2 separate regions of the Homo sapiens genome follow, and region 2 is linked to region 1. A link is a loop called in an ENCODE intact Hi-C map of the cell type or tissue named here. Cell type or tissue: endothelial cell of umbilical vein. All regions are shown on one strand. Each heading gives the region's core, and the rest is flanking DNA. Links, peaks and the distances in the headings are about the cores only.

Region 1 (16,745 bases), core at 4,594-12,593:
CCAACGACACCCTCTCCTAGTCCACAGGAGCCGCCCTTGTTTGGGAGGTTGTGCCCCATCAGCTCTGCACGCCAGCCCTCCAGCAGCTTCGGAACTGCTGCATTCCTCTGTAGTTCCTACTGTTCTTCCTGCCACAGGTCATTTTCATTCCCACACCTTCACAGAAACCTCTGCCTAGAATGGGCCCCTCCTAATCTCTCCCAATGTATTTCTACAGTTCCTTCCAAGTGTTCCTCAAGATTTAACCTACACTCACTAAATCTCTGCTGAGGGATGCTACTCCACAATGTTATGTCTCCTCCAGCGTTTGCCCCACTTAAAAATACAATGTTTCTCTTTGATTTCACGTGTATATCATTTCCTCCACCTGGGATTTGAGGTTTGCGGAAACCATGTCCTGTACTTTCTTATGTGGCTTCGTCTCACATTCACCTCATGGCTACTATGTGCCACTCGTGCTGTCTCTCAAAGGATTGAAAATGGTACTTGCCAAAGAATATGCTTTGAATCAATGAATTAACATTTGTTGGCTTAGTAAATACACTCAGAATCCAATAGGTTCATTTGGGTTCCACAATTCCTCTTTATTTTTGTGAAGAGGAAAAGTCTAATAAATGCATGCACCTTGCTCTGTGTATATTTTAACATGCAGCATGCTATCTCTGCATGAGCAGGGATGGCACCATTTTAAGCACTGAGCCTGATGCTCCCCACCATGGTGGGGGGAATAGTCCAACGCCAAGTGGGGAAGACTCTCAGCCTCTCTCCCAGGAATTGTGCATTGGGCCTGGGATGTGGAGCCAGCTTGAGAACCTGGCATGAAAGAAGCATAGTCACACCCACTCAGCCACTGCAGGCCCTGTTCCCCTAAGATGCCCTAGGACCTCTATAGCTGAAAGCAGACAGGGAAGGCCCAGTTTCCTTGGTGAACCGGATAGGGAAAGGCTCTCCTCCAGCTCCCCACCCCCAAGCTTGTGCTTTGCACACATCGGTCCTCACACCCAAACATCGACACACACCAACAGTCAGTCCACTTCAGGGACAGCAATTCCCAAGAGTGGCCACATCAGAGCAACTCCAGGACAGCACCATCCCTCAGGACAACGCTGGGAGGCCAGTCAGGTGGCAGACATTTGTCCCTGAGATGCTGTCTCCCCACCTGATCCAGACCATTCTGGGAGTGGCAGGGAACAAGAAACAGACCAAATGGAATTTAAAATTCTGGTGCCAATAGCCATGTGACCTGGAGCAACTTCAATTTCTCCATCTCAATTTCCTCATCTATAAAATGGGAATCAGAATAATACCTACCTCACGCAAGGTAGAGAACTGAACGGGCCAAACAAGTAACATACTTAACACAGTGCTTGTCATTTTATAATGCATTGTGGTTCTTATCATTAACTATTTTCATTAAAATTCAAGATTGAACTTTTTCTCCCTTCTCCTAAATGGCCATACAAGCGTGTTTGCAAGAATCTGTGTTCTCTTCCCTTCCTCCTCACCCATCTTCACATTTCAATTTGCTTTTTTGTTTCCCCCTTTACTCCACTCCTATCCCTACCTACAACCAGGAAAGCACAGGGGCTCCTTCTGAAATTACACTTGAAACAAAAGGAAGTGAGGGTCCATGTTAAGCCTGACACCTCAGTCACATACACCATAGTGCTGTTCCATCCCCCATTCCCTTTTCAGGGTCAAAACCTCACTTATCCACATTCCATTATTGTCATCTCTGCACTAGAAATTCTTTAACTTTTCAGAATGTTTTAGACATTTTTCTTGTGTACCAATCAGGAAACCGTAATTTAAAAGATATTCTCATCCAGCTTGTTGCAGGATAATAAAGCATTCCACTATCTTCCATTTTGACCAAGATTCACCCAGAAAGTAAATTATATAGAGAAAGAGAGCATGTAGGGAGGTGTGCTGGAATAATGGAAACTTGTCTTTGTCCGGGTGAAATTTTCCTTTTTTTTTTTTTTTTTCTTGAGACGGAGTCTAGCTCTGTCGCCCAGGCTGGAGCGCAGTGGCACAATCTCGGCTCACTGCAAGCTCCGCCTCCCAGGTTCACACCATTCTCCTGCCTCAGCCTCCCGAGTAGCTGGGACTACAGGTGCCTCCCACCATGCCCGGCTAATTTTTTTGTATTTTTTTGTAGAGACGGGGTTTCACCGTGTTAGCCAGGATGGTCTCGATCTCCTGACCTCGTGATCCGCCCACCTCGGCCTCCCAGTGTTCTGGGATTACAGGCGTGAGCCACCCGGCCCCGGGTGAAATTTTCTGTGTTCAGTTAAGTCATTTGGGTTTTGTCTTTTAAGAAACAAAATACAATATAGAACACTAGTTTGCATTTTCCTGGAATTTTGCATGCCTGTGGATCTTGTTTTATTCCCCATTTACTGAATCTATGGTTATTAATATTTTAGTCTCTCAGTAAGTTTCTGTTGTACTAATGGAAAGCATTTGGCCCTCTAGGAGCCAAATGCTACATTGAATAGATCTGTTAACATGCCCTTCAGTAAATTAGCAAAGAGTGTAGCTTCATCTTTTATTTATTAAATAATGAGACTACTTTCATAAATAGCACTTTTTATTTTATTTTAAATGTACTTGAAAAGATTTTATAAGGGTTGAATAACCTCTCCCACCCTACTATGGTAAGCAAAATAATGGCCCCAAAGATGTCCACATTCTATTTCTTAAAACCTGTACATATGTTACCTTACATGGCAAAAAAAAAAAATTAGTAAGGTCAAGGACCTTGAGATGTGGAGGGCTCAGTCTAATCACACAAGTCCTTAAAAGTGGAGAACTTTCCCAGCTATGGTAAGAGAAAGAGAGAGAGGCAATGACAGAAGAGAGGTCACAGAGATGCAAAGTGAGGACTTGACCTGCCATTGTTGGCTTTAAAGATGGAGAAAGGGACAGGAACTAAAGAATACAGTTAGACTTTAGAAGCTGAAAAAAAGCAAGGAAACAGATTCTGCCCTAGAACCCCCAAAAAGGAATGCAGCCCGTACTGTTCCTTGATCTTACTCCAGTGAAATCCATGTTGAACTTCCAAACTACTTAAAGATAAAAAATTTACATTGTTTAGTCTAAGTTTGTAATCATTTGTTGCCACAGTAATAGAAAATGAATACATCGACTCAGAACTAACCCTTTGACTTCAAAGCGAATCAGAATGCAAGGTTCTCTGAGCAAGCAAGAGGGTAGCCATTGAGCATGGACTGGGTTGTAATTGCAGCTCTTTTTGCATATACTGTTCACTTGCTCGTATTCAGTAGCACAAATGTATAAGTAAATGAATGTCTAGTAGTTAGAAATTCCTAAGAAACACACAATAAGGGTTGGGAGTTATAAAAAGACAATATATTGGTTTATGGATTATATATGAATTATATGATCATTAAGAAATATTAAGCCACTACCAATCAATCCCCATAAAAAGAGAGTCTCTAGGCCAGCCTTCGTGGCTTACACCTGTAATCCCAGCAATTTGGGAGGCCAAGGAAGGTGATCACCTGAGGTCAGGAGTTCGAGACCAGCCTGGCCAATGTGGTGAAACCCTGCCTCTACTAAAAATACAAAAATTAGCTGGGCATGGCGGCGGGCGCCTGTAATCCCAGCTACTCAGGAGGTTGAGGCAGGAGAATTGCTTGAACCTAGGAAGTGGAGGTTGCAGTGAGCCAAGTTGGTGCCATTGCACTCCAGCCTGTGCGACAGAGCGAGATTCCATCTCAAAAAAAAAGAGAGAGAGAGAGAGTCTCTATTCCTTTATTTGGAGACATTGTAACCATTACTAGGAAGGCAATAGATGGGCTAATACTGTTTTGCTAGGGGCATCAAATTACTACACAATTTGATGGCCTAGTGTGGTAGAATAGTATTGCTTCTCTTAATGAAGGGAGTAAGCTCCTAAGCACAATTCTTTGTCAGAAATCTGGCTGAAGTAGGAGGCAGAGGATTCCCCAATTAGAAAAGAAAAGCCTTGACATATAAATGCCTAGTTGAAATGGCACCACAATGAAAAGATAGTGACCAAACATATGTGATTGATTGGTATTAGATCTGCCCCAGCTTTGGATGGAGGAAAGGAAGGTGCTGACGTGGAACAGGAAAAATTAAGAGGCTGAAAAGACTAAAGTCCAACCTCACAGAGATAGTCAACATAGGTTAGATAAAAGCGCCTGGAGGCTGGGTTTATTCATTTCTTCAAAATGGTACAAACTCAAGCCCAGCCTTACACAATTTATGTAAGCTTGAGGTTTATTCTTTTAAACACTGTTGTGTGATAGATCTTCCTTTCTAGAAAATTCCTTAATCAAATTATTAGCATATATTGTAAATTTCTAAAATTGTGTGCTTGCTTGATAAAGGAGTAAACAGAAGCAGCTACAGAGTTTAGATTCAGTGAAGTTTCTACATAATTGACTATATGATGTGAAAATTTCTGGTTGCATTTGTTCTCAAAAACCAATTGAATTCACAGAATTGCAAGTAGTAGTTCCCCCTGAGGTTTCATGATATAGATTAAAATGTTACAAATTTGAGGAGAATTCAATTTTTTCCGTTATAAACTGTGCAACCGTCACATTTTACTTTTTCATGTTTGGCAAATTGACAGATGACAGAGCCCATGATGATAATAGTGATAGATCTCTCTAATTGCCATTCGAAGTAAATTAATGCATTCCCGCAACAAGTACAGCCAAGCATTCTCATTAAACTTGGGCAAAATAGAAAGGTGCCTTCTGGGGAGTTTTGACTAAATATAATCAGAACATGCACCAGACAAATCAGACTCTATGCGCATCTGGAGAATTCAACATCAGTACTATTTGATTGCTTGCTTACTCCATTTATCTAGGATAAAATGGTAGTTTGGCAGTGCCTGTATTGTCTCAGGAAGCTGAATTTTTATTGACACACAAACGTCAGAAGAAACTTCTACTCAGTCCATCTGACTTCTCTTAAACCAAATTGAAATAAATTTCTCTGATCATAGCTAGTGTAAGACTCAGACACTCATCAAACATTTCAAGTTCCAAACTTTCTGTTTTACTATTCCTAAAGCCAATAAAATGTCCCCAAAACTATAGTATTTCTATATCTAAAAATACCTAGTGCACAACTTCACACACTCAAAGCCACGCAAAAGTCTTGCTACAGGTGCTCATCTTTAAAAATTAGGAAGATGCACCACCATATTCTACATTAATTTGTCTCCTTCAATATGTAAAGCCCCTTTAAGGCAAATTTTTAAATCAAAGATGAACCATACAATATTCAGATTCACTAAAAATTAAAACAATAGATACAAATGGAAAACATTCGCTACTTCTGTGCTAGAAAATACTACTTCCAAATTATACAAAATCTGTTCTTGAAGATTATGTTAAAGAAAACCATTGTTATGGTTTGCATGTGTCCCCTCCAAAATGTCTGTATTAGAAACTTACTCCTCAGTGCAACAGTGGTAAGAGGTGGGGTCTTTTGGAAGGTGTTTATGTCATGAAGGTTCTGCCCTCATGAAAGGATTATTGCCATTATTAAAAGGGCTTGTAGGAGTAGATCCACTCACTTCTGCTCTTCTGTGATATGAGGGCACAGTGTTCGCCCCTCCCTTGCCCTTCTGCCTTCCACTATGGGAAGATGCAGTAAGAAGGCCAACACCAACACCAGATGCTGGCACCATGATCTGGATTTCCCAGCCTCCAGAACTGTGAAAGAATAAATTTTTGTTCTTTATAAATTACTCAGTCTCAGGTATTCTGTTATAGCATCACGAAACAGACTAAGACAACCATTTTTTCCCACATTGTCATTGAAACTTGAATATGGGATGCTTCCCATCGTAAGCAGAGGTAGCCATAAGTGAAATGGAATATTAAGGTCTTCTGACTTTTGCTGGGCTCCCTCTCCATCCCCCCCTCTCTATGTGAAGACCATATGTATCCAACAGACCATGGAATCAGAGGAACCAAAATAATAATAATAGTCCTAGTATAGTTCAGTACCAAAGATATTTGCAACATGATTTGCAAACATCTGGTTTGAAGATAGAGAAAGGGACATGAGCTAAGGAACAAAAGAAAAAAAATGAGAATGCAAAGGAAAGATGAAAAATATATACGAGATTTTAAAGATATGAGAATTTAAATTCAGGAGTAATTCCAGCTTCCTTGGTGTTCCTGGCTTGGCTGTGGTACTAAGAGTCATGGGAAATGGCAGACTTTTGTGCTTAACTTCAAAATCAAGACTCAAAATGCTGAAACCAGTCTAAGGTAGGTGGGACTGTGGTATGGTTTGGCTCCGTGTCCCCACTCAAATCTCATCTAGAATTGTAATACCCACATGTCAAGGGAGGGACCTGGTGGGAGGTGATTGGATCGTGGGGCTGGCGGGTTCCCCCATGCTGTTCTCATGATAATGAGTTCTCACAAGATCTGATGGTTTTTAAAGTGTGGCACTTCCCACCCACCGCCTCTCCTGCCACCTTGTGAAGAAAGTGCTTGCTTCCCCTTCACCATAATTGTGTTTCCTGAGGCCTCCCCAGCCATGTGGACCTGTGAGTCAAATAAACCTCTTTTCTTTATAAATTACCCAGTCTCAGGTAGTTCTTCATAGCAGTGTGAAAACAGACTAATACAGACTGGTATACTGTACTACTTAAAAGCCTAGGTCCTAAACCCCACATCTGCCACTTAGTAGCTATTAATCTCTTACTTCTCAGTTTCCTCATCAATAAAATGGAGATAGTAATGGTCAATTTTATAGAATTGTTATGCAAATAAATGCATTTCACAAGTCTTCTGATTTTTCTCTGAGAGTTAAAGTGGAGTTTATGTAAAACATGATTTATGTGGAGAAAGAAAGGAGTAATAGAGTTAAAAGAAAAACCTCAGTATCATCACAAAGGTAGGATGAAGGATCTCCAGCAGGATGAGGGAAGACAAAATAGGATGCTTCTAGTGGGACTCTTTGTGGAGGACCAAAGAAAGTTGAATGTAAGCAGAAGAGTCATGTGTGATTGTTAGGAAGACCTAGAGTCATCTCTACTCTTTGAACCAAATATCGATTAGCCTGAAAAAAATAAATAAAAAATAAATCAATAAATAAAACAGAAAACTTAAAAGGGGGTTGCAAACATGTGGCTTGCTCATGCTCTATGTTTGAGAGATTAACAAGAGAGGTAAAAAGTCAATAAACTTAATTGATAAAGCTTCATCCTACATGTCCCAGGGAATCCTTAAGCTGTTATTGACATGAGGAGGTGCTAAGGTCTGTTACAGAATTCCACGGATTAGTACATGTGAGGAGGGCCACCAGGACCATGAGGCTATCAGTGGGTAGATGTGACTGGGATATTTATAGAAGTGGGTAACTGACAACATTCAGGCCACACCTACCCAGAACCTGGGCCTACATCTGGAGACTGCATACTGGATACTGACTGCATAAAGCCCACCATGTGTCAAGCAATGTAGCCACTCTTCATCACAGGATGAGCTCAAGGAGATACAAGCCCAACAACAGGACACGGTGCCTCCATAATGGCAGGAAGCTGAAGGCAGAGAAGACACTGGTTCTCAACCCACCCTAACCCATCAGGTAACTTGAGTAAGTCACTTCAACTTTCTGGGCTTTAGGTTTCTTATTTGTATATTGAGATCATGGAACTGATAATCACTAAGATCCTTTCCATCATTTTCCATTTATAAATCATAGTTTTGAGGTTTGAAGCTTTGGTCACTATCTCCTGCTAAGCCAAAGTTCAGCACTACATCCAATACCACAGAAAATGCAGGAAAATTTTGGTTCTGTACCCAAAAATAGTCCTGAGTTGACCAGGGGGCCCCTTGATGCTAGGGGATTGAGTGGGGAGAAGGAAGACCTTTCCTCTAGCTTAGGGCAGGCTAGAGAGACCATCTGGCAGCAGAATAAAGGATGTGGTTCTATTTATTCCTTGTACTTCTTCCCCCTGTAGTCCAAAGCTGCTTGAGGTAGTTACTGACAGAGGAAGAAATTGCTAGAAGCCAAAGCTATTCCAATTAAAACTATTAAAAAATCTGATTGTGAGAATGTTTGTTAAAAGAAAAAAAAAATTCTGCCGTAAGCCTGAACTACAGATTGCCTGCAAAGTGCCCATATGGTATAGCTATATAAATTTTATTACCTAGTAAAATTTGTGTCTTAAAACTCTTGGCAAGAGACTTCATTTAACTAACCCAGACTTTTTTTTCCCTTGGCCCAGATACAGAAGAATCGGTGCCACTGAATAACATATTAGGCACTTGCTTTTTGCAGTAGATACACTGTTCTTCTAATGTTTTGTCATATAACTTAACTGCCACCTGAACAAGAAATAACTGTTCAAACTTTTTTTACACATCTTAGCTGAAAATTCAAACTAAATTCGACATCAGCCAATTCTTAAAGGGTCCTTTCTTCCTTTGTATCTTTGATTCTCTACCCTCTTTGATATATATGTTTATACAATCAGCACAGGAATCATTATTTAAAGTGTGCATTTTTTTCTGAAATATGTTGCCTTGTGTTCAAGTGAAATGCAGAACAGTTTTTCATCATCTCACTGGTTTTGGAATTTGGATTTTGAATGTCAAATCTTATATTTCTTTTCATTTTTTTTGAACTGTTAAGAAACTGTGTGTGTTCTTTTAAGTTTACAGTCTGCTCTGAAATTACAATGTAAATAGCTTTAACACAGTCTAAAGTACTTCTAATGGGAATGAATTATTATGGAAACTATCAAGAAAGGCACTGAGCATTATTTGGAAGGCGGCTTTGTTTCTATCTTGGTTTATCCTTTGCCAGTGGCTCCATTAGGGTATCACTCAGTCAGTCTCCCTGCTGGATAGTAAGCTACATCCATCCCTGTACTACTAGCCAAAAGGAGTAGAAAGCTCTAGGCAGAAGCTGTGGCCCCTTGAGAAAAGAGAAGCTTTCTGTTAAATAGTTTCTAATTCCACCCATATTGGAAATACCAGGTGGGACCATTTCACCATCTTTTCACAAAAAGTATGTCATGCCTCTTTCCTTGCCACTACTATAAGGGCTTCATTGAACTTCAAACCTCTTCTAAATCAACAAGATATCTCACACAACATGCAATGAAGTGAGGTGCTACTTAATCCTTCAGCCTTCCAGAAGCACATTCTGTAGCTCTTGATTATTTAAAAAATGCAAAAGCAAAACTAATATAATAGTAACAAACCCTTATAGTTATGATGTGCTTATTACATGCCAGACACCATACTAACGCTTTACATCCATTAGCTCATTTAATACTCACACACACACAAACTCTAGGGGGCAGTGTTGTCCCTACTGTAAAGACGAAGAAACCATCTTAAAGAAGTTAACTGTACTATATATGGGTTTCTGCTAAATGAGTAGATTTCAGCTTCTCTTGCCACAAGAATTTAAAAATGGGTAACTATGTGTAATGATGTACATATTAACTTGTTTCACTAAGTAATCTTTTTACTATTTATCTATATCCTATAATATCATGTTATAACCTCTTAAATATACACAATAAATTTTATTTTTTAAAAAAGGTATAAATTTCCCAAGATCATATAGGGAAACCAGGTGGAACCAAGCACTAAGTCCAGTCTGCTCCTGAGATGGCTTCTTAGCCAGGTCCTTTATGCTGACAATAGTTAGAGACACATCTTAGAAAGCCAATAGGTGACTTGGAATTAGTGTAATGGGAAAAAATGAACTATTACTTAAATCGATTTTTGAAGAATTTCTCTCAAGGAGAAAGCTGTCTTCATCTTAAGTACACCTTAATAATAAGAATGGTTAATATTCAGTGGGTGCCTACTGTGTGCCAGGCAATTTCCTAAGTATTTTACCTATATTAACCCACTTGATACTCAGTACAATTACCATTTTTGCATCACTACAATGGCCATCTTACAAATGAGGAACTTGAGGCAGGTAGAAGTTAAGTAACATGGAAAAGCCACGCAGCCAGGGAGGGTGGAGACTCCATGTAGAACCATGTCGTATGGCTCGAGTGCATATCCTCTTAACACGACTCTATGCTGCCTTTGTGATTACAAACATGTTTGATTATGACAAAAATCATAGGGACAGAGCCTGGATGAGTAAATAGCCAGATAATAAAACAGCTAAGGTGGGTCTGCACAACAAATTACTGGGAATTTCAGGATTTAGGAGCAGAAAAGACAAAGGGAGTTCCAGAATCATCACAGGAACCTGTCACCCAAATTCAAAAGATGAACAAGAAAAATCTTATCGGTAAGAATAGACACAGGACCATTGAAAAAAGGGATGTGTCATAGGTTTTTTTAATTTTTAATTTGTGTGGGCACATAGCAGGTGTGTATATATTTATGGGGCATATGGGATCTTTGATACAGGCATATAGTGTGTAATAATCACATCAGGATAAATGGGGCATCCATCGCCTCAAGCATTTATCCTTTGTGTTACAAACAACCCAATTCTACTCTTTTAGTTATTTTAAAATGTATAATTAAATTATTATTGACTATAGTCACTCTGTTGCGGTATCAAATACTAGTTGTTATTCATTCTTTCTAACTACTTTTTGTACCCATTAACCATCCCCACTTCTCCCCCACCTCACTCCACTTGTCATAGTTTATTTTAAGCTGCTTATTGTGCTGCACTGCTAAGTAACCACTCCATGACACACAGAGCCTTGAGATGGGACACTTTGGGTAATAAAGGAATTGGGATGGTGTCCAGCAAAGAGCTGCAGCATAGAAAAGGGCCAGCAGGAACAGGAAGTAAAAGATCAGCAGAGATGCTGGGAAGTAATGGAAACATTCTTCAATAATCTCCAAAGAGTAGATCACCCACTGTAAATGGGATGTGGAAGTTCAAGCCAGATTCTCTCAGTCTTAATGGACAATCTCGTTGCAACAAGCTGGAGGACTTGGGGAAAGACACCCAGCCCGTTGAAATCTAGGTTGGGCTAGAATTCAAAGTTTCTGATTTCTAAAATTAAACACTCATTCAATAAGTATTTATTGAGTGCCAACAGAATGCTGGGCCTTGTTCAAGATACTAGGGATACAGGAGTAAGCACAACGGACTTGGTTCCTGCCCTTTGGAGTTTATAATCCAGTGGGGAAGGCTGACAATTAAGCAGTAAAACACCCTAAAGTGTGGTCAATGGCTTGATAAGGGGAGCCCAGTATGCTAGGGGAGCAGGTGGCAAAGGACCCCTAAACTACTTGCCAGAAGAGGTGGTGCTTAAATTGAATTGCAAAGCAGAGCACTGAGGAGGGATGTTTATGCAGACAGAAAGAAAAGAAAGCACTGAAGAAAGTCCGGAGAGAGCCCTGCAAGTTTGGGAATGGAGAAGAGTTCACATCTGAAACTTCATACTGGAACAGTAAAGATAAAGGGAATGGTGTCAAGATGCAGGTGTAGAGGGCAGGGGTGTCACAGAGGGCCTTGGAAACCACACTGAGGGGTTTGGGACAAAAGGAAGATCAAGTTTCAAACAGGGTAGTGATATGATCAAATGAGAACTACAAAGTTTAAGGTTAAAAAATAAGTGAAGAGGGCACTAAACTTAAGTTTTATTTTCCTGAGCTGAAGGTTTGTGGTGTTTTTCTATTGATAATAAAGAACTGTTCACTCCTACAATGAGCTATTCTGGACTTACCACTAGCCATCATTATATAGGACATAAATTTGCATGGTATCCTTTGGCAATATCATTGTCTATACAATCTGTGGACTGGACCCATAGTTATCACCTTTCTGTCTATTGTGTTGATTCACACTCCCCAAAATTATTTTATTTATTTAAAATACACCTTCAGGATTACAAAAACTAACTCATGTCATCCTCGTAACAACTCTATGAGGTAAGTACCATTATTATCCCCATTGCGCAGATGAGGAAACTGAGGCTTAAAACAGTCACATGGCTAGTAAGTAGCAGATGCTTTATAGTACACGCACTCAAACCACTACCACATGAAGCCTATCTGGTTGGTTTGGAGAGGCTAAAGGCAAAATAATCTAGAGAGAGCACAAACCTAAGTAAGCGGAACATTCACTAGTTGTTTGAACATTTATTTACTCATCTTGGACCAGCCTGGAGACACAAAAATGAATCTGTCCAGTCCCTCCATTCCTAGAGTACCCAGTCTAGCAGCAGAACAGACAATATCCTAAAATCACAATCCAAATGAGAAGAGTGATGTGTGAGGATGTTAGCAGTGGCAGGTGAACATCTCACTCTCCTTGGGGCAGAGAAGCCCCCAGGCGAGAAGTTCCCCAGAGGAGCCTGCCCAAGCATACACTGAATGATAAGTGGGATTCCACCAGCTGGGCAAAGAAGAAAGGAACATGAGAGTACCCAATGGTATTGTTTAGGGAATTGCAAATTCTTCAACCTGGCTAAAGACTGGGGACCCCTGCAGGAAATGGCAGGAAATGGGACTACAGAGTGTGCTGGTTCAGGCAGCACTGTCCCTTGATAAACTCCCAGAGAACAGCCACATTGTCAGAAAGCACATTTTCTGCTCATTCCACTGAGCTTAGAGGGTAAGAACACCCTGAAAACTGTGGCCCAAATGTCTCTGTGGACAGTTAAGGTGTTTCCTTGGCCAGAGACGTTTGCTAAAATCTTCCTCTGCAGGTTCTGGGCCTTTGGCGTAGTGCCCAATTTTGAAACTGCGATGTCCCCGAAGTTCCTTCCCCATGGAGCTGGCATCCACATCTTATGACTAAATTATAGATTGTCCCATGTAAGATGGAATAATACCTTATAAAAGGAGTAATTGCTTTACCTCAGGACTTCTGTCCCTCTGAAAAATAAGTGAGTTCTATATAAAAAAGAAAAATAAATCTCTAAAACCCAATATAATCTTTTGAGATGTTGTATCAACTTTGATCACATAAAAGACCCAGAGCCATGTTTCAGGCATATATACACTCGTCTTCAAAATGCCTTACCTTATATACCTTATAAAATAATACCTTATCTTAACATTCCTTCTCTAATGATATTAGTCAAAACAATTCTACTTTTTAATTAATTGTTTTGACTTTTTTAAAGCATTATGCCTCCAAGAGACTTTAAGCCAAGAAAATAATTTGACAAACCTAATTACACACACACTCATACACACATCATACATAAACACGTATGGGTTTAAATGAAAATGCAAGGTTGAGCCAAGCACAGTGACTCATGCCTGTATTCCCAACACTTTGGAAGGCCGAGGTGGGTGCATTGCTTGAGCCCAGGAGTTCGAGACCAGCCTGGGTAATATAGTGAGACCTCATCTCTACCAAAAATACAAAAATTAGCCAGGCATGGTGGCGCAGACCAGTAGTCACAACTATTAGGGAGGCTGAGGTAGGAGGATCACTTGAGCTCAGGAGGTTAAGGCTCCAGTGAGCCATGATTATAACACTGCACTGTCTTAAAAAACAAATAATGCAAGGTTGGAACTGGAACCAAATGGGCATAAAATTAAATAACATGACATTATATGATTCTGTCTCTTTATATGAGCTTTGCAATAACTTTTACTCTTGATGGCTCCCTACGACCTCACAGGAAGGACTAGTATCATTTAGCCACACATATTGCAAATAAAAGGAAGCCCAAAGAGATTACAGGGTGGCTATGATTTTGTGTAAAATGAAGCAGAATGATGAGACACAATCTGGGTCATTCTGGAGGGAAAAGGCTAATAAGGGATAAGAATATCTATTCCAACCTCCCCATTTTACAGATGACCAAACAGAGACCCAGCAGTTGACCCTTAGGCATATGGCCCATGAGTGAAGAAACAGGAATAGAGCCACATTATCTGAAGTCTAGTTCTATGTCCTTTCTGATTCTTTACTTCTCAAACCAGTTTATACATCGTCCCCAGAGATTCACAGAAGAGAGGCACAGAGGACTCATGGTCATAGCATAAAGCTCAAGCATCAAAGGTACTTGAAGATTTGAGGGAAATCATATTATTTATCTAATCTTTATGTAATTCTAATACTTAAATATTAGAACAATTAGAAAATAGTATAGATTTAAATGTAATTGCATAATTTTTTTCAAAAACAAAACAGGTGACTTCAAAGAAAGATGATGCTTACTGAAGTTGCTTGGACTACCCGGCAAATTGCCCAGGGGGGCACAGTCCCACTGCTCCCTGCCACCAGGACACATCAGCACCTGCTCCAGGGAATCACGGTGCCCCATGAAAAGTGGAGCAAACTCTTCTCACCCACTCTCCCCCCGACTAGTGACCCTAAGGATTGGGATGAGAAAGAGAAAGCTTTGGAAGAGCCTAATCCCAGGAACTGGTTCATCCTTCTCTAGAAGAAAGAAAATAAATGAGGTTAACTTGCAAGAGAAGTAGAGGAAGTGAGAGAGGGATTCTTTGGGAGAACTACAAAGCAACTATTAAGTCTCCAGAAAGAAAAGCCAGGCTGTCAGAAGTGCTAACATCCAGAAGAGCAGAAATATTTTCCCACACTCTAGTTACAAAGGCCTTGTATTTGCTCCTAATGGCAGAAAAGAAAGGCTCACTTCACCACCAGACATTGGAAAGACCTGAATCTTGCCACAGGGCCAACCCAAGGGAACAAAGAACCCTCCTACAATGGGACCTCACAAAAGCGTAGTTTTTAAGCGTCACAGTCCCAGGACAGGGTCGTCTTGCTGTTCCCTTAGCAAGGAAGATATGGTTCATGGTCATGGATCAACACCATTGTTGACACTTGACACCTTTTGATCTCAGCTCCTAAGTCTCCTACTTCTACATTAGTCATACCATGCTCTATGCTGTCACTTTTCTCTTTCTCTTTTTTTTTTTTTTTTTTTTTTTCCTGAGACGGAGTCTCACTCTGTTGCCCAGGCTGGAGTGCAGTGGCACAATCTTGGCTCACTGCAAGCTCCACCTCCCAGGTTCACACCATTCTCCTGCCTCAGCCTCCCGAGCTGGGACTACAGGTGCCCGCCACCACAACCGGCTAATTTTTTTTTTTTTTTTTTTTTTTTTTAGTAGAGACGGGGTTTCACCATGTTAGCCAGGATGGTCTCGATCTCCTGACCTCATGATCTGCCTGCCTCAGCCTCCCAAAGTGCTGGGATTACAGGCATGAGCCACCACGTGCAGCCAGTCACTTTTCTCTTTCTTGCAACTTCTCTCTGCCCTTAGCTTTAAGAAAGGACTTCTGCTTACTCCTGCAAGCATCTCCTGACCTCTAGGTTTCAGGGTGTGCATCTGTCAGTGTTTGTATGCTGTATCCTCTGGTCTTTTTTTTTTTTTTTTTTTTTTGAGTAGCTGGGATTAGAGGTCTGCGCCACCATGCTTGGCTAATTTTTGTATTTTTAGTAGAGACTGGGGTTTTGCCATGTTGGCCAGGCTGGTCTTGAACTCCTGACCTCAAGTGATCTGCCCACATCGCCCCACAAAGTGCTGGGATTACAGGCGTGAGCCTCTGCACCAGGCCTGTATCCTCTGATCTTGTTTCAATCAATTAGCTGTGTCTTTGTCATGGCTGCCCACATATGAATTGATGTCTTCTAGATCACATATAACAGCAGCTTAGTAACTTGCCTTTCCTTATTTTCATCACGTGCATTTATCAGATCAAAAATTAATCCCTTGAAAATGTCTTTGCCTAAAGAAAACTCTTTCTTCTTTCTCTGTAATTAATTTTTCTCATTGCATGTAACGTTTTAAAACATTTGCTATCTTCTCAGAATGTTAAATATGTTTGATTTTCTTAGTTCTATTGACTTAATCATAGAACCTCAAATATCACCAGTAAGGCAAATTACAATAGAACTAAGAAATATCAACTTATACACTTTAGAAAGGCAGCGTAATTGGCATTATAATCACCAAACCTAGAGGCGCTGAGAATAGAGGGCAAAGGTGAGTTGCTAAACAAAAAACGGGCATTAAATAAAAATCTGCTTATCAAAGAGTGAGACTCCATCCTGTGTGCACGATGCCACCAGCCAAGCACACACCTCATGGCAGGAAGCTGAAAAATCCTTCTGGGGAGAAACTGAATGGCCCAAAGAAAAGATCAAAAGACCCTAATCTTTAAGCCTTTCCTGAAAACAAGGAAAATAAGTCTTTCCTGCTTATAACCTGATCCCCTACAGAAAAGCCCACTTTATGGTCACAGTTTTTTATTGTTTTTGTGGCTCACATTTAAATGGGAATAGACAACCAGGGATCACTAGAAATTTGAGAAAAAACTTCAGCACAAAGTGAAATCATAAACACAAGTAGAAAAAGAACCTGGCATAAATGAATAAACTGCAAGGAAAGGAAAAGAGAAATTTTTAACATCCCTACTACTCAAAGCCATCTACAGATTCAATGCAAGCCCTATCAAAATACCAACAATATTCTTCACAGAAATAGAAAAAACAATCCTAAAATTTATACGGAACCACAAAAGAATCCAAATAGCCAAAGCGATCTTAAGCAAAAAGAATGAAGCTGGAGGCATCACACTGCCTGACTCCAAAATATACTACAAAACAATAGTAACCAAAACAGTGTGGTACTGGCATAAAAACAGACACATTGATCAATGGAACAGGATAGAGAACCCAGAAATAAATCAATGTATTGACAGCCAACTGATTTTCAACACAGGTTCCAAGAACATACATTGGGGAAAGGACAGTCTCTTCAATAAATGGTTTTGTGAAGACTGAA
Region 2 (16,745 bases), core at 4,993-12,992, 91 kb after region 1:
TCCTGGCTACTAGGGAGGCTGAGGTGGGAGAATCGCTTGAGCCAAGGAGGTTGTGGGTGCAGCAAGCCATGATCATGCCACTGCACTCCAGCTGGGTGACAGAGCAAGACCCTGTCTCAGAAAACTGTAAATAATTATTTAATGTGATTGTTTTAAACATATGTCCATAAATTCTTTGATATGCCTCTCCTTAAAAGGTAGAGTTTAATTTCCCTCTGAGTGTGGACTGAACTTACTGGGTCACATATATTGATTAGAATATGGAAGAAGTGATAGAAATATCACTTCCAAGATTAGGTTGTCCAAAGACTGGGATTTCCACCTGCTGTTCACACTCTCTCTCTCCCTCTTTCTCCTGGATCCCTCACTATGAGGGAAGCCATGTCATAAGCAGTCCTATAAAAAGGCCCACATGGCAATGAGCTAAAGCCTCCTGCCAACAGCCATGAGAGAACTGGGAATGGATCCTGGAGCCCTTCAGATAATAGCAGCCCAATAGCTTAACTGCAACCTCGTGAGAGACGTCAACCCAGTGTCTTGGTTCCCAACCTACAAAAACTATGAGATAATGTTTTTTTTAATTTGTTATAAAATTTGGGGTAATCTGTTACACAGCAATAAATAACTAATAATGTGGAAAGACAATAAAATTCCAGATATCAGTAGTTTGATTAAAGAATAAGGGCAAAATACCAAGACTAGGAATAAGAGGGGTTACACTGGAAATGGAGTTATCTGTGTGAATAAAGGGCGTTGGGAGAAGCAAACTGACGCTTCTCCAAATGTCAGCATGCCAATATAGAAAAAGCAGAAAGAAATATGAACTATAGCAAGCTCAGTGGAAACTGGATTCTTAAATTCATTGAGGTCTCTGTTACTGTGGGGTACACTACCAAGAGAAACTGAGTAACATTAAACAAATGCAAAGTGCTATCATTAAGGAGCAAGTGAACAGAAACTTTTTCCCTTGGGGAAAGAGAGCAAAGACAAATCATCAGACCATTAAAAAAGATCAAGAATTAATCTTTACTCTTCTGCAGCTAGAACAAGGAATACCAGATAATACAAACTCTTTGTATTCAGAGTCGCTTTTTCTGGTCACCTGAATATAAATTAATAAAGTGTTTGTATAAATTCAATCTTAACTAGATGAATTTCAATAAACTTTCCATAATTATACATTAATAGATTCCCCAGAAATTTTCCACCATGTTCAACTTTTCCTAGGCAGCTCTTGCAGCTTTTTTCCCGAAGTTTGAATTACTATGTGATGACCCTGTTTGTCCCCCTGGCATTATGATGGGGGTGAAGTCCAGCAGGGCTAAGACTTGAGTTCTGGTCCCAGCTCTATCTAACCAGTCACAGGACCTCAAATAGGACCTTTCCTTTCTGAAACCTACCTCCTTATATGTCAAACAGAGTTGATAATGCCATACTTCACAGCACTGATGTCAGAATAAATAATAGATGAAAAAGCGCTTGGGAAACTGTAAAGTACAGTGCAAATTGGAAAGGTGAATTCCTTTTAGTGGCCATATTTTTCAAAGAAGGCCGCCTCTCAGCTACTGTCCTTTCCTCCGTCATTTTAGATCTTTTATTAATAGGAAATGTTCTCTCCAGTATCCGCTCTCCCTTTGATTATAACAATAACGATATATCTGTGCTTTCACCCACCCGCCCACCTCCTTTCCTCTCCTGTTGTTCACATTATTATTTCTGCCTTCTCAGAGCCTGCTCTCCATTTCCTTTCACTCCCTCTCTGCCTTCCTCCATATGGGAGACATTTCTCCCCAGTAACTGCTTCAGGCCTGCCCTTGAAAAAACCATGGTGGAGTCATTCTGTTATCTCTTTTCAGGAGAAAGAGCTACCTGCCCAGCGAGGGCTTGTGCCACAACTCTAAATGTCAGGTCTGAATTACCTGGGCCAGTGCAGTCCAGGACTGCCTATAGCCCAGGGATACTTACATTCTGACCAACACTTTCTCGCTTTCCTAAGGCACCAAATTCTCCAGTGTTTTAAATTCCAGGAGATCTTATCTCCTACCAAGTTGGCCTACACCGCTTTCCCACAGGGAGGCAGTTGGTGATTAAGAACATAGGCTTCAGGTCAGGCCGAGGCAGGCAGATAACAAGGTCAGGAGTGCAAGATCAGCCTGGCTAATGTGGTGAAACCCCATCACCACTAAAAATACAAAAATTAGCCGGGTGTGGTGGTGCACACCTGTAATCCCAGCTACTCGGGAGGCTGAGGTAGGAGAATCACTTAAACCCGGGAGGCGGAGGTTGCAGTGAGCCAAGATCACACCATTGCACTCCAGCCTGGGCAATAGACTGAGACTCCATCTCAAAAAAAAAGAGAAAGAAAAAGAACATGGGCCTGAGAATAGAATGAGTCACCCTGGGCAAGTGACCTAAACTTTCTGGGCTCCAGTTGTCTCATGAGGATAATGTCTGCCTCCCAAGGTCACAGGTATGTGTCAAATAGGACCCGTATATAGAGTGCCAAAAAATGTGCCAGGCACAGAAAATGGCTCCATAAATGTTAACTAACCAGTGATCATTACTGTTCACAAGGTTTCAGTTCTCCTCTCAAGCTATCCTGGCCTCCTGCTGCCACATTCCTTTCCTCTTTCAAAGTTCTCATTCCCTTTCTTCCTGCTGATCCTAATAGGCCCATTAGGGCCCACCCCTCTGCAAAGCTCTTCTTGCCACATCAGCCTACAATGAGGTCTTCCTCATTAGAGCTCTCATAGGCCTTGTCTTAACCACTCATTTACTTGTCGTGTTCTTCTTAGTGCTGTTCATTACCTTTCTACACGTGATGCCATTTAGACTGAGCAAGCTTTATTTGCTGATTTTGTGACTTGTTATAAGTACTTTACCAAAAAGTACTTTACCTTTATATAGGCCCAGTCACGTGGATGCTGAATTTTGAAACAATATAAGGATACGCCAATGATTAACACTGAACGGATCAGTGTCAGCCACATTTAGAGTCCAGCAGTGGGCCAGGATTTCCTTGCAGCTCCCTTTGTGTTTTCTAGAGATGGTCCAACTGATAAGAGGATACAGTTCCAACACTGCTTTGTCAGTAAAATCATCAGAAATGGAAATAATAAAAGAGATATAGACTTGTGTTCTGGAGTGGTAGTGAGAAGATTCTACAGTTAAAAGGTAATCAGATAAAAGTCATTAGCTTCTAATTAAGATCATCTGGCTGGAAATTGCAAAATGTACACCTGGAAGTCTTGATCTTTAAAACAGATAAAACCTGGGGCAAGGTTAGTAAAGTTGAAAAGGAGGGCCAGCAATAGACAGCAAGAAGGGGCAGTCAGGAGAAAGAGATGTCCCACCACATCATAGGTGCCAGGGCAGGGCTTCCCAGGACCCAGGAATAGATTTCAGCAGCCCCTACAAACTGAGGACGCCCTCTGGAAAGACCACATACTCCTTCGCCTCTCCTCCTGGCCCTATCCAAAGAGACTAAATCAGGGCTATTCCCAAGGCCAATATTAAAGGGGGCCTAGGATGATTGCAAGGATCCCTACCCAAAGAAATCTCTCCCCACCAACTTGCTGATTCTTAAAAAGCCTTTTTTCCTGCAATTAGAGACTGAGGTTTAAAAGGTAAATGCAGTTCACATATTGACTAAACAATCAACAAATGCAGACCGTGCCAAACCACCCTTTCTGGGTTTTATTTGGGTATGAGGGAATCAAAAACACCAGTGAAGGATGAGACTCCAAAGTGAGTCAACCAACTGTTAACTTCAAAGCCAAAGAGAATTTGTGTTCCAGGATAGCTTTCTCCAGCTGTGCTGGTATGCACAAAGGCAGCTCTGCTACTTAGGACACTTTGTGACTCTAGTAAGGTATAGACTTGAACTGCAAGCAACTCTAAACCCTCCAAGAAGTGAAACATCTTAAGGCTAGACAAGGTAGAAAAAGGTGAGCACTAGCAAACCACATGGGCCTGCCCTGGAACTGTGCCACAGTCAAAGTACAGTGGTTAGTAGTCAGAATAATTTTTGAAGAGATTTTCTCCACACATGTCAATTAGCATTGAAGGGAGTTGATATGGACTGAACTGTGCTCCCCCTCCACCATCCACATATTAAAGCCTTAACCCCCCATGTGACTGTATTTGGAGATAGGGCTTTTAAGGAGGTAATTAAGATTAAATAAGGTTGTAAGGAAGGAGGCTTAATTCAATAGAACTTGTGTCCTTATTTAAAAAAAAAAAAAAGGGCCAGAAACAGTGGCTCACACCTGTAATCCCAGTACTTTGGGAGGCCGAGGCAGGCAGATCACGAGGTCAGGAGATAAAGACCATCCTGGCTAACATGGTGAAACCCCATCTCTACTTAAAATACAAAAAATTAGCCAGGCGTGGTGGCAGGCGCCTGTAGTCCCAGCTACTCGGGAGGCTGAGGCAGGAGAATGGCCCGGGAAGCGGAGCTTGCAGTGAGCTGACATCGTGCCACTGCACTCCAGCCTGGGCGACAGAGTAAGACTCCGTCTCAAAAAAGAAAGAAAGAGAAGATCAGGCATGGTGGCTCATGCCTGTAATCCCAGCACTCTGGGAGGCTAAGGCAGGCAGATCACCTGAGGTCAGGAGTTCGAGAACAGGCTGGCCAACATGGTGAAAGCTATCTCTATTAAAAATACAAAACTTAGGCGTGGTGGCACATGCCTGTAGTCCCAGCTACTCAGGAGGCTGAGGCATGAGAATAGCTTGAGCCCGGGAGGCAGAGGTTGCAGTGAACCAAGATCACACCACTGCACTCTAGCCTAGGTGACAGAGCAAGACTCTGTCTCAAAAAAAAAAAAAAGTAAAGGAAGAGACACTGGAAATACATGTACACAAAGGCACTATGAGGACACAACGAGAAGGCAGCCATCTGCAAGCCAGGAAGAGAACTCTCACCAGAAACCAACTCGACCAGCACATTGATATTAGACTGGTAGCCTCCAGAACTATAAGAAAATAAACTTCTATTGTTTAAGCTACTCTGTCTGTAGTATTCTGTTATGGCAGCCTGAGCAGAAAAATACGGGGGTCTAATTTATAACTGTCCAACACACACACACACACACACAGAGAGAGAAAGAGAGAGAGAGAGAGAGAGAGGAAAACTTACCAGCAGAGAAGGCAATAGGAAACTAGGGCTGGCCCCTGCAGAATTCTTTCAATGGGCTCCAGGATAGGGGATGCAATGTCCGTGAATACTCCCTGATATGGTTTGGCTGTGTCCCCACCCAAATCTCATCTTGAATTCCCACGTGTTGTGGGAGGGACCCAGTGAAAGGCAACTGAATCATGGAGGCAGGTCTTTCCCAAGCTATTCTTGTGATAGTAAGTCTCACAAAATCTGATGGTTATTATAAGGGGGAGTTTTCCTGCACAAGCTCTCTTTTGGCCTGCTGCCATCCATGTAAGGCATGACTTGCTGCTCCTTGACTTCCACAATGATTGTGAAGCTTCCCCAGCCATGTGGAACTATAAGTCCAATAAACCTCTTTCTTTTGTAAATTGCCCAGTCTCAAGTATGTCTTTATCAGCAGTGTGAAAACAGACTAATACACTCTCACATTAGTAATTTTTACACCATCCCAACATAGTTATTATAATAGAAGTTTTTTCATAGGGTATTAGTACGTACAGGTCAACAAACACTTATGAGGCACCTACTGTGCCAAGCAGTAAGACAGGGAGTACAAAGATGATGATATCTGCCTTCAAAGACCTTATAGCAGGCTCACCAAGATCCTGGACTGAGCCACGCTCTGCCCACTCCTCCAGGCAGTTCATACTGTGCACCTGAATCATAAGTATTCCCTAATCCTACAGACCCCCAGCTCTCTGAATGGTTTGCTAGTGGACATCTTTTTCTACCTTGTCTTGCCTTAAGAGGTTTTACTTCTTGGAGAGTTTAGAATTGCTTGCATTTCAAAAAGAACCCAAGGTTCTTCATTTGCAGTTTTTCTTGTTTTTGGAAAGCAGAATGGTGGCTGGGAAGAGCTCTGGACATGGAGTTGGGTCTGGATGAGTTCCAGGCTCCCACTTCAAGCTGATGACCCGTCTGACCTAGTCTCAACCATAGGTAAATGAAGACAATAATACTTACCTGATAAAATGTTGTGAGGATTTAAAGAAATGTGTATACTTAAGTGCAAAGTTACATAAACAAAATGCAGTAGTAGCAATAACTATCACGTACAGACTATTCTCTACACACCAGGAACTGTGGTTCTTAGAGATAGAGAAAAAAAAAAGAAGTGTTTTTCCTTTTCTCATAGACTCAACAAAACATTCTGACACCAGGTGTTTGGGGATTTCTTCCCACACATCAAGCAATCAGTGTTCCAGCAGACACCAAATAAATGCCCTTTAATTCAATTCAACTCTGATGCTATCAACCTGGAGATAGCATCAGGCCCCACAGGTTAAGGGCTCCTCTCACAAGACTGCCTCCCACTTCAGATGCCAATTGCAGGCCCCAGGTTGTGACCTGTGCTTCTGCCCAAAAGGCTGTAAATCAGGGTTCCCATGACTTCCTCCCAGGGTTCGATTAATTTGCTACAGCAGCTCACAGAACTCAAAGAAACACCTTACTTACATTTACCCACTTATTATAAAGGATATTCAAAGGATACAGATGGACTGCTGGATGGAAGAGATGAATTGGTCAAGGTGCAGGGGAGGGGCGTAGAGCTTTCATGCCCTTTTGGGCGAGCCAGGCTTCAGGCATCTGCACATGTTCAGCTATCCAGAAGCTCCCCAAGCTGAGTCATTCTGGGTTTTTATGAAGGCTTCATTGCATAGGCACGATTCATTGAATCATTGACCAGTGAAGATCAACCTAACCTTCAGCTTCTTTCCCCTATCTAAAAGTTGAGGGGTGAGGTTGAAAGCCCCAAGGCTCTAATCACATGGTTGGTATCCCTGGCAACCAGCACCCCCACTCCTAAGGCTGAGAGCCCGGGCCACCAGTCATGTCATTAGCATACAAAAAGACACTTACCACTTAAGGGATTTCAAGGGATTTAGGAGCTGTGTGCCGGGATCAAATGGCAGAGACTAAATATATATTTCTTATTATATTACAACATAATGGTGGTCAATCTTCACAATAACCATGACAAGTCTATGACATGGTACTATTATGATCCTCATTTTTACTAATAAAAAAAGCAGTGATTTAAGAAGTTACACAACCTGGCCAAGGTCACAGGACTGAGAATCTGAAGCTTGGTAGTTCAAACTCCTGATCTCTAGGTACCTATTAACTTATTATATTTTCCCCCTGGTTGCATAACCTTTTCATCAATTATCTTAGGTACTTTCAAGTCATTTGGATTTATTCCTGATCATCATAATGTAAAGTATTGATACATACTTTACAGATGAGAGCCGCAAAGAAAAGAAAGAAATATAATAGGTAGAAACTTAAGTAACAGGCTAATCATTAGAAAGGTTTAAGAGAGACTACTCATTCAGGCTGCTGCCAAGTCCACGCCTCTAAATGCACTCCATTACTCTTTTAAAGAACGCTAATGCATGAAGTTGGTTATTATTATCAAATCTCTGACATAAGGGAAATTTTTCTGATTTTTTAACCTTAAAAATTGTTCCTTTTAAATCATCATATTAGACTACCTTTTTTTACCATTCAGACAGGTAAGCAGGAATGTCTTCTTTTTTTTAATTGAAGAAAAGCTTAGTTTTTCCCTGCAACTGCATATAAAGCCTTTTAACTGTGTGATTACTCTGCCATCTAGCTTCCTAAGCCTATATAGCTGTTCATGAGATACTCCTGGGGTATATTAGGGATAAGCACTGCTTTGGTTTAAAATGCCTTGGTTTAGATTACTTAAATGTTCAATGATCACACACACACACACACACACACACGACAATAACAGTAATCATCATGTCTCCTCCTTGTATGAAATGTCAATCTACAACGTTGTAAGAAACCCCTGAGCCAGCTGAAATTTCTTCTTGTTAAATAAAGGTCAACTGAACAGTGTTCTTTCTTTTCAAGTATCTGGAATGCAGATTTTGGACTTAAACTGTGTAAAGTTAACGTGAAAGGCCAACAGATAAATCACTGAGCATTCATCCATCTGTCGTTTGACTAAATCTTATCAATTTAGATGAAAAGAGAAAGCTTTTTCTAGTCGTCTGTGTATGTCATGGGACATACCCTTAAGTTACCCAGAATAGTGTTTATTATAGAAATATTACTGTTCCAGGGTTAAGTGCAGTGGCCCATGCCCGTAATCCTAGCACTTTGGGGGGCTGAGGCGGCAGATCACTTGAGGCCAAAAGTTCAAGACCAGCCTGCTGAGCAAGGTAAACCCATCTCTACTAAAAATTATTATTGTTCCTAGACAATAGTAACATATCCCTTAGGAAATGAAGAAAAATCTCTATTTTTGGCCTGAACCTGGGTTTGAGACCATATGAAATCACAGTCCTTAGAGCCGGCCATGGTGGTGCACATCTGTAGTCCAAGCTACTCAGGAGGCTAAGATGGGAGGATCATTTGAGTCCAAGAGTTTGAGCCCAGCCTGGGCAACATAGTGAGATCCCTCCAACTAAATTTTTAAAAAAACAAACGCTGTCCTTGATTAGAGTCATCAATATCTGGAAATAAATGTCCTCATCTCCCTCAGGGTAGGGGACTCTGTTGCCAGCAGAGTGTGAACACATGAGTGGCAAATAGAGACAAGGTTATTCTCATACCACATGGGACCTGAATCTTTTCCTATGAAATTGCTCCTTTGTGATTAAAGGATTTGTACTCGGTTGCCCTGGAGGTCTTGGTGTTCTACTGTGTTTTTCCAGAGTGGCCCCACTACACAACACACACACATACACACACACACACACACACACACATTTCTTTCTGTTAAGACACCTAATTCTAAGATGTTTTCAGTTTAAAATGAGTAGGAAAAAGGTATGCTTCCTATGCCATCAGCAGTTTTCAGTGAGCAATTGTAATGCAAGAAACAATTATAAAGTGATCAGATATACAATGTGATTTGTCAGAAAAAAATGTGAAAGACCTAGAAATGGACAGGCTGGGCGCAGTGGCTCACGCCTGTAATCCCAGCACTTTGGGAGGCCGAGGCAGGTGGATCACGAGGTCAGCAGATCGAGACCATCCTGGCTAACACGGTGAAACCCCGTCTGTACTAAAAATACAAAAAATTAGACAGGCGCAGTGGCGGGTGCCTGTAGTCCCAGCTACTCAGGAGGCTGAGGCAGGAGAATGGTATGAACCTGGGAGGCAGAGCTTGCAGTGAGCCGAGATTGCGCCACTGCACTCCAGCCTGGGCGACGAGCGAGACTCTGTCTCAAAAAAAAAAAAAAAAAAGAAATGGACCAAAAAGTCTACAGCCATACCATCCTGAACACACCAATCTCATCTGATCTCAGAAGATAAGCAGGGTCAGGCGTCGTTAATACTCAGATGGGAAGAATGAACCAAAAAGATAGCTGAGCATTTTCTGTAAACAAAAAATGAAATCCTAAGCCCCTGCACCAACTGAACAGACTCCGTCTGAGTCAAGGGAGCCACAGAGAAACCTGAAAACCTGACCTCCCAGCCATGACCAGAAAGGAGGTTAGATATGCCTCATTACACCCTCCTCCCTTTTGGAGTTTAGGCACAACTGACAAGCATTAACATTAAAACAGTGATCATAAGACTGACAAAACAGACTCTTTGTGGCAATAAGATACCAAATTCCAACCTGACTCTGGTATAGCATCACATGACAGAGAGCAGACCCTGAAGAAAATGAAAATATGTTACCCCCAAATATATTTATTTGACATATTTTGAAATGGCCCTGAAAAGCTGTCTTTCATAGGGGAAATTTGCATCTTAGAGAATCTTTATTAATATAGTCAGGCCTTTCCTGGATATAGAAGAGATTAACTAAGAGTCTGACACCTTTCATGATTCAAAAAGAGACATTTACTGTCTATTCTCTCTGAAGGCTGTTACCTGGAGGCTTCATCTACATAGCAGGAACCTTGGTCTCTTCTGCTGAGTCATGAAAAGAAAATAAAAAGAACCTAGTCCCCTAAACCCCCTTTATCTTAACTAAAGCATTTCTTTCTATAGTCTTTAGACAAAGCTTAATTCTTCAACCAATTGCCAATTAGAAAATCTTTGAATCCAACTATGATCTGTAAGTTCCTCCTCTTCAAGATATCTCACCTCTGTGTGCTGAACCAATGTACACACTGCATGTATTGATTTATAATTTCAGCTATAATTTCTTTCTCCTTCAAATGTATAAAACCAACCTGTAACCCAACCATTCTGGGCAAACTTTCTCAGAACCTCTTAAGGCTGTTCCTGGGCCATGGTCACTCATATTGGCTCACAATAAACCTCTTTAAATATTTTCCAGAGTTTGGTTTTTTTAAATCAACATTTCAATGGGAAAAAAAATGTATTGTTTCTAGTACTCTCTCCTGGCTTATCTGATTCTATTGATACAGGAGCTAGAAAAAAATTATTTAGGCAGATAGTGAGGGTAAGAGAGTCCTCAGCAAGATTTGCCTTTTAATAAAAATCAGCCCCAAAATCATTTCTTTTCTAACAAACAGCAGCCTGAAAAATCAAGCTGCAGACAGGTAAGCAAGCTGGAAGCTGCATAGGTAAATGCCGGCAGCTGTGCAAATAGAAAAGGGATACCTGGAAGCCAGGTATGTTCAACACGGAGGCTCCATCTTCCCTTTTCTTTGTCACTATGTATGCAGTAAAGAAGCAGGCAACATGGTGCTGGCCAGGTAGAGAACCTATCTGCATAATAAAGGATTAGGGTGGTGAAAGATTAGGGCACAATGTAAATGGCACACCTGGTCCAACCAATCCTTTGCACCCTATGTAAATTAGACACCATCTCTTCAAACTCATCTATAAAACCAACCACCTCTTACTACAAACCAGGACATCCACTCAGAACCGCCTCCCTCTGCATGAGGGAGCTTTTCTCTTTTGCCTATTAAACTTCCACTCTTAAACTCACTCTTTGTGTGTCTGCATCCTTGATTTCCTTGGCATGAGGTACTTCAGGTATTACCCCAGATGGATGATGCTGCTTCACTATTAGGTTTTATTATCTCTGGCCTACTCATAACTCTGTAAATAACTGATAGCAAAGCAAAAATTCTTGTCTACAGACATGCAAGTAGATTCTGACTGCTTGGAGGAAACACTGATTTCCCTCCACCTGTAGTGTTAAAGAAAAAATTACAGGCTGGGTGCAGTGGCTCACGCCTGTAACCCCAGCACTTTGGGAGGCCGAGGGGGCCAGATCACGAGGTCAGGAGATCGAGACCATCCCGGCTAACACGGTTAAACCCCGTCTCTACTAAAAATACAAAAAATTAGCCCAGCATGGTGGCGGGCGCCTGTAGTCCCAGCTACTTGGGAGGCTGAGGCAGGAGAATGGCATGAACCCAGGAGGCGGAGCTTGCAGTGAGCCAAGATCGTGCCACTGCACTTCAGCCTGGGTGACAGAGGGAGACTCTGTCTCAGAAAAAAAAAAAAAGAAAGAAAAAATTATGGCCAGACACAGTGGCTCATGCCTGTAATCCCAACACTTTGGGAGGCTGAGGCGGGCAGATCCCCTGAGGTCAGGGGCTCAAGACCAGCCTGGTCAACTTGGCAAACCCCTTGTCTACTAAAAAAACAAAAATTAGCTAAGTGTGATAGTGGGTGCCTGTAATCCCTGCTACTCAGGGGGCTGAGGCAGAAGAATCACTTGAACTCGGGAGGCAAAGTTTGCAGTGAGTCGAGATCGTGCCACTGCACTCCAGCCTGGGTAACAGAGCAAGACTCCATCTCAACAGAAAAAAAAAAAAAAAAAAAGAAAGAAAGAAAAAATTATTCAATGATACTTGTTAAAGCATGGTAAGGCACACTTTATTCAGAACCATTGAGATAAGTATAGGGACCACTAAAACAGGATTTTGTAATGAGGGAGAGAGATTGTGCCCAACTCCAAATACAGCATGGGCAAGTGAAAATTTACAGCCAAGAACCAGGGTGGAGGTCAGTGGATGGAAAATTACTAGGAGGAAACATCAAGGGTAAAGGAGATTCTGCATAAACCCACCTAACAGGAGTCTTGCTGAAGACAGGCCAGGGTGATCAGACATCACCTGGGGGATGATGGAGGATCAAAGGTCAAAGATGATCAGACATTGAGAGTAGGGGGTTTTCGTTAAAATGTCTTACCAGAGTTCTTGCTAAAATTGGATTTTACAGGTGCATAAATAGGCCTAGGAGAAGTTTCAAGAACCTGACTAAAGTTTGGTCAAATAAAGAATCTTTGTCAGTAGGAAAAACCAGTTTTACATTCATTTGTAAATTTATTTCACCGCCTATTTTTGTTTCTACTCTTTCAAGTTCCTCTTTGAAATAGCTGTCAAATCTTTCCGGTTCCCTCATCAATTAATGAGTTATGCCTGTAAGAAAGTCACGAATTTACCTTTTTTTTTTTTTTTTTTGAGACGGAGTCTCGCTCTGTCACCCAGGCTGGAGAGCAGTAGTGCAGTAGTGCTATCTCGGCTCACTGCAAGCTCTGCCTCCCAGGTTCACGCCACTCTCCTGCCTCAGCCTCCCGAGTAGCTGGGACTACAGGCACCCACCACCACACCTGGCCAATTTTTTTGTATTTTTAGTAGAGATGGGGTTTCACTGTGTTAGCCAGGATGGTCTCAATCTCCTGACCTCGTGATCTGCCAGCCTCAGCCTCCCAAAGTGCTGGGGTTACAGGTGTGAGCCACCACACCCAGCCCCATTTTTTTTTAAATTATCCTCTAAGAGACCTTATTTTCTTACCAGCCAGCTTAGGAGAGGAGTGGAAATCAGGTAGCAAGAGAACAAAGGGCTAGATATTCCACTGGGTTTCTCTAAAGTCCCCAGACTCAGTTTAAGAGAAGGGACAGCCAAGTGCAGTGGCTCACACCTGTAATTTCAATACAATGGGAGGCCGAGGCGGGGGGATCTCTTGGCCCAGGAGTTTGAGACCAGCCCTGGCAACATCTCTACAAAATGCTGTCTCTATAAAAAATTTAAATAATTAATTAATTAATTAATCAAATGTAGTGATGCACACCTATAGTTCCAGCTACTTGAGAGGCTGAGGTAGGAGGATCACATGAGTCTGGGAGGTTGAGGTTGCAGTGAGCCATGATCTTGCCACTGCACTCCAGCCTGGACCACAGAGTGAGACCCTGTCTTAATAAACAAACAGGCCAGGCACAGTGGTTCATGCCTGTAATCCCAGCACTTTGGGAGGGTGAGGCGGGCAGATCACCTGAGGTCAGGAGTTTGAGACCAGCCTGGCCAATATGGAGAAATCTCGTCTCCACCATAAAAATACAAAAACTAGCCAGGCGTGGTGGTGCATGCCTGTAATCCCAGCTACTCAGGGCCCGGAGGCAGGAGAATCCCTTGAACTTGGGAGGCAGAGGTAGCAGTGAGCCAAGATCACAACGCCGCACTCCGGCCTGGGAGACAGAGTGAGATTCCATCTCAAAATAAAATAAAATAAACAAACAAACAAATAAATAAATAAAAGAGGGGGCGACACGGCAATCCAGCCAGGCTTTCAGCCTCAGGTCTGAGCCTCATAGCCTGAGTGTCATTGAAGGGGTCACATCTAGGCTCAGGGATCCCTTTGATTTCCCAGTTTTCTAATTAAACCAGCTTGGATGAATCATGGCTTTTCCCAGAAGAGTCAGGAACCTCAAATATCACATTGTAGACAATGTACTAAGCACAATGATTACTTCCCTTTACCTTAAATAAGAATATTCCAAAAGCATACTCCTTACTTAACAAAGACATGACCATGACCATTCATACAACAATACAGTAACCAGAGTTTCCCAAAAACTGAGACAAAATTCAGAAAAAAAATACTCAATTTATTTAACATCCCTTTGTGCATTGTTACAGGCAGTGTAATTAAGACCTTGAACTTTGAAGTCAGACAGCCTGAATTCAAAGCCCAACTCTACCTTTTATTGTAGCACTGTAGAAGTAATTGACCTAACTTCTCTGGATCCCAAATTTCCTTATGTGTTAAATGAAACTAATAATAATTCCCTCGCAGAGGTTTTGTGAGAATTTTAAAGTCTTTGGCAGGAACAGATGCATAGTAAATCCTCAATAAATGGTAGTTATTATTGTTATTATATTCTACACTTATTTTATATAAAACATATAACTGGCCGGGCGCAGTGGCTCCCACCTATAATCCCAGCACTTTGGAAGGCCAAGACGGGTGGATCATGAGGTCTAGAGATCAAGACTATCCTGGCCAACATGGTGAAACCTGTCTCTACTAAAAATACAAAAATTAGCTGGGCATGCTGGTGCACGCCTGTAGTCCCAGCTACTCGGGAGGCTGAAGCAGGAGAATCGCTTGAACCCAGGAGGTGGAGGTTGCAGTGAGCCGAGATCGCGCCACTGCACTCCAGCCTGGCGACAGAGCAAGACTCCATATCCAAACAAACAAACAAACAAACATATAACTATACTATCTTCCAGTAGTAAATAGGATAGGAGTTGAGGCTGAAGACTTTGTGATCAAAGCCTTTTAATTACATTTTGAGGCCCACACCTCCCCTGCCCCATTCCTAAGGGCCAGCCTCCGGAGCCTCTTTTATAAGGGCACTGCAATAATTTGAATGTGTTCCCTAAGTTTAAGGGTTGGAAAGTTAATCCCCAATGTAACAAGTATTGGGAGGTGGGGCCTAATAAGAAGTGATTAGGTCATGAGGGCTCTGCACTCATGAATGGATTAATGTCATTATCAAGGGAGTGAGTTTGTTATGAAAGCAAGGCTAGCCCTCTCTTGCTTTCTTGCTCACACCCTCTCTTGTCCTTCCAGCATGGGATGACGCAGTGCAAAGGCCCATGCTATATGCTGGTGCCATGGTCTTAGACTTCTCAGCCTTGGGGACTGTGAGCCAAATAAACTTGTGTTCATCATAAATTACCCAGTCTATGGCATTCTGTTATAGCAACACAAAACAGACCAACATAGGCACTAATCCCACGACCTTATGACCTCTCAAATGCCCCACATCTTAATACTGTCACACTGTATCACACTGCGGATTAGGTTTCAACACACAGATGGGGGCTAGAGGGGACTGGGAACAAATATTGAGACCATAGCAACAACAAAACTTCCAGAAGATAATACAGAAAAACATTCTCATGATCTTTAATGAAGAAAATATTTTTTAAATAAGTTTTTTTAAACCATAAATATTGATAAATCATACTACATTAAAATAAGTAGTAACCGGAGGGTTTGCCAGGTGATTACGTATAAGATTTTAATGCAAAAATTGTATTTCTTTTCTATATCCAACAACAAACTGGAAAATGTAATTTGAAGAAATACACCATTTAAAATAGAATTAGAGAAAATCAAGTACCTAAGATTCATTCTAATGAAAGATGTACAAGAACACTACAGGGAAAAATAAAAACTTATTAAGAGACATGAAAAAAGATCCAAATTAGATGTATATATATTTGCTGATAGGAAGACTATCATAAAGATATTAATTTTCCCAAAACTGATACACAGATTCAATGAAATTCCAAACAAAATCCCAACGGGATTTTTCATTGAACTTAACTAGCTGATTTTTAAATGTATATGGAAAAGTAAAGATTTTAGAATAGCCAGAATATTTCTGAATAAGAAAAGGCAGGGGGAGACTTGCCCTACCAAATGTGAGGACTTATTGTGAAGCTGTAGCAATTATAACAGTATGATCAAAAATAGACTAATTGACCACTAAAATAGAAAATAGAGCTCAGAAACAGACCCAAGCACGTTTGAAACTTCGGTATATGAGAGAGGTTGCATATTAGATTTGTTAAAGTATAATTTTCTAATGGATTAAAAAAATTATTTCATGCAAAAGATTTTATTCAATTCATTGATTAATGAGGAAATCTGTCAGATGCTAAAATTAGCCCAAAGAACATTTAATGAGTTAGATGTGTATAGAGGCAATGTAAAAAAAGAAATTTTAGGTAGTTTCAGGTTTATGGAAAACCAGTTCCTATTTCTCTAAGAGTATTTGTTCTATTGGATAGAAATGATTTACATCTCTAGTAGAAAAAAAATATTTAAGTTAATCTCTGTTCCTACAGAGTTGTAAATTGCTCAACCATTACAGAGTCAAGCCCAGAACCTCACTTGAAGGATACCCAGTAATCTCTTTCTGCTATTTCCACATTTCAGTAATTATTTTGACACATGAATAGGAAGAAAAGAGACTATTTAATAAAACAAAAAGAACTATTTAATAAAATAAAAAGAACCATATATAAATGGTATATATATCATATATTCATATATGGTGTTTCATCTCTTTTCATATGAACGACTACTTTCATATGAATAACTACAAATATATATAAAAATAAACTCCAGATGAAGTCAAAATTTAAGTATCAAAAACAAACTTGAACACTCTAAGTATTAAATACAGGTGAATATCTTTTAGAATGTGGGAAATTAAAGAATCTCTTTTTTATTTTTTCAGACTTTTACATTCAGAAAATACATATGCAGGTTTGTTACCTGGGTATATTGGGTAATGCTGAGGTTTGGGTTATGAATGACCTCATCACCCAGGTACTAAGCATAATACCCAATAGTTAGTTTTTCAAC

The links. Peaks named below come from ENCODE experiments on the same cell type or tissue, not always from the same donor. Only the 100,000 strongest peaks of a DNase experiment are listed, where the experiment ranks them.
Region 2: a loop joins it to region 1, with 13 times the contacts of the local background. A loop is called at or near these places in 12 of 110 quality-filtered maps.

The regions. Positions count from the first base shown.
Region 1 is chr14:49,452,650-49,469,394 of GRCh38, forward strand. No RefSeq gene overlaps it. Among named protein-coding and RNA genes, the nearest start is that of RPS29, 130 kb to the right of the region's middle. RefSeq lists an enhancer at 15,664-16,165. In endothelial cell of umbilical vein, for the core only: a CTCF peak has its summit at 9,343 (motif pointing right); a DNase peak (open chromatin) is centred at 9,352; H3K27me3 peaks cover 534 bases.
Region 2 is chr14:49,543,230-49,559,974 of GRCh38, forward strand. It overlaps LOC107984701 (a long non-coding RNA gene), which reads right to left and starts at 7,422. Exons shown (of 3, transcript XR_007064154.1): 1 at 6,620-7,422. It also overlaps the pseudogene RNA5SP384. RefSeq lists an enhancer at 10,580-11,165. In endothelial cell of umbilical vein, for the core only: no CTCF peak of the experiment used is centred there; no DNase peak of the experiment used is centred there; H3K27me3 peaks cover 177 bases.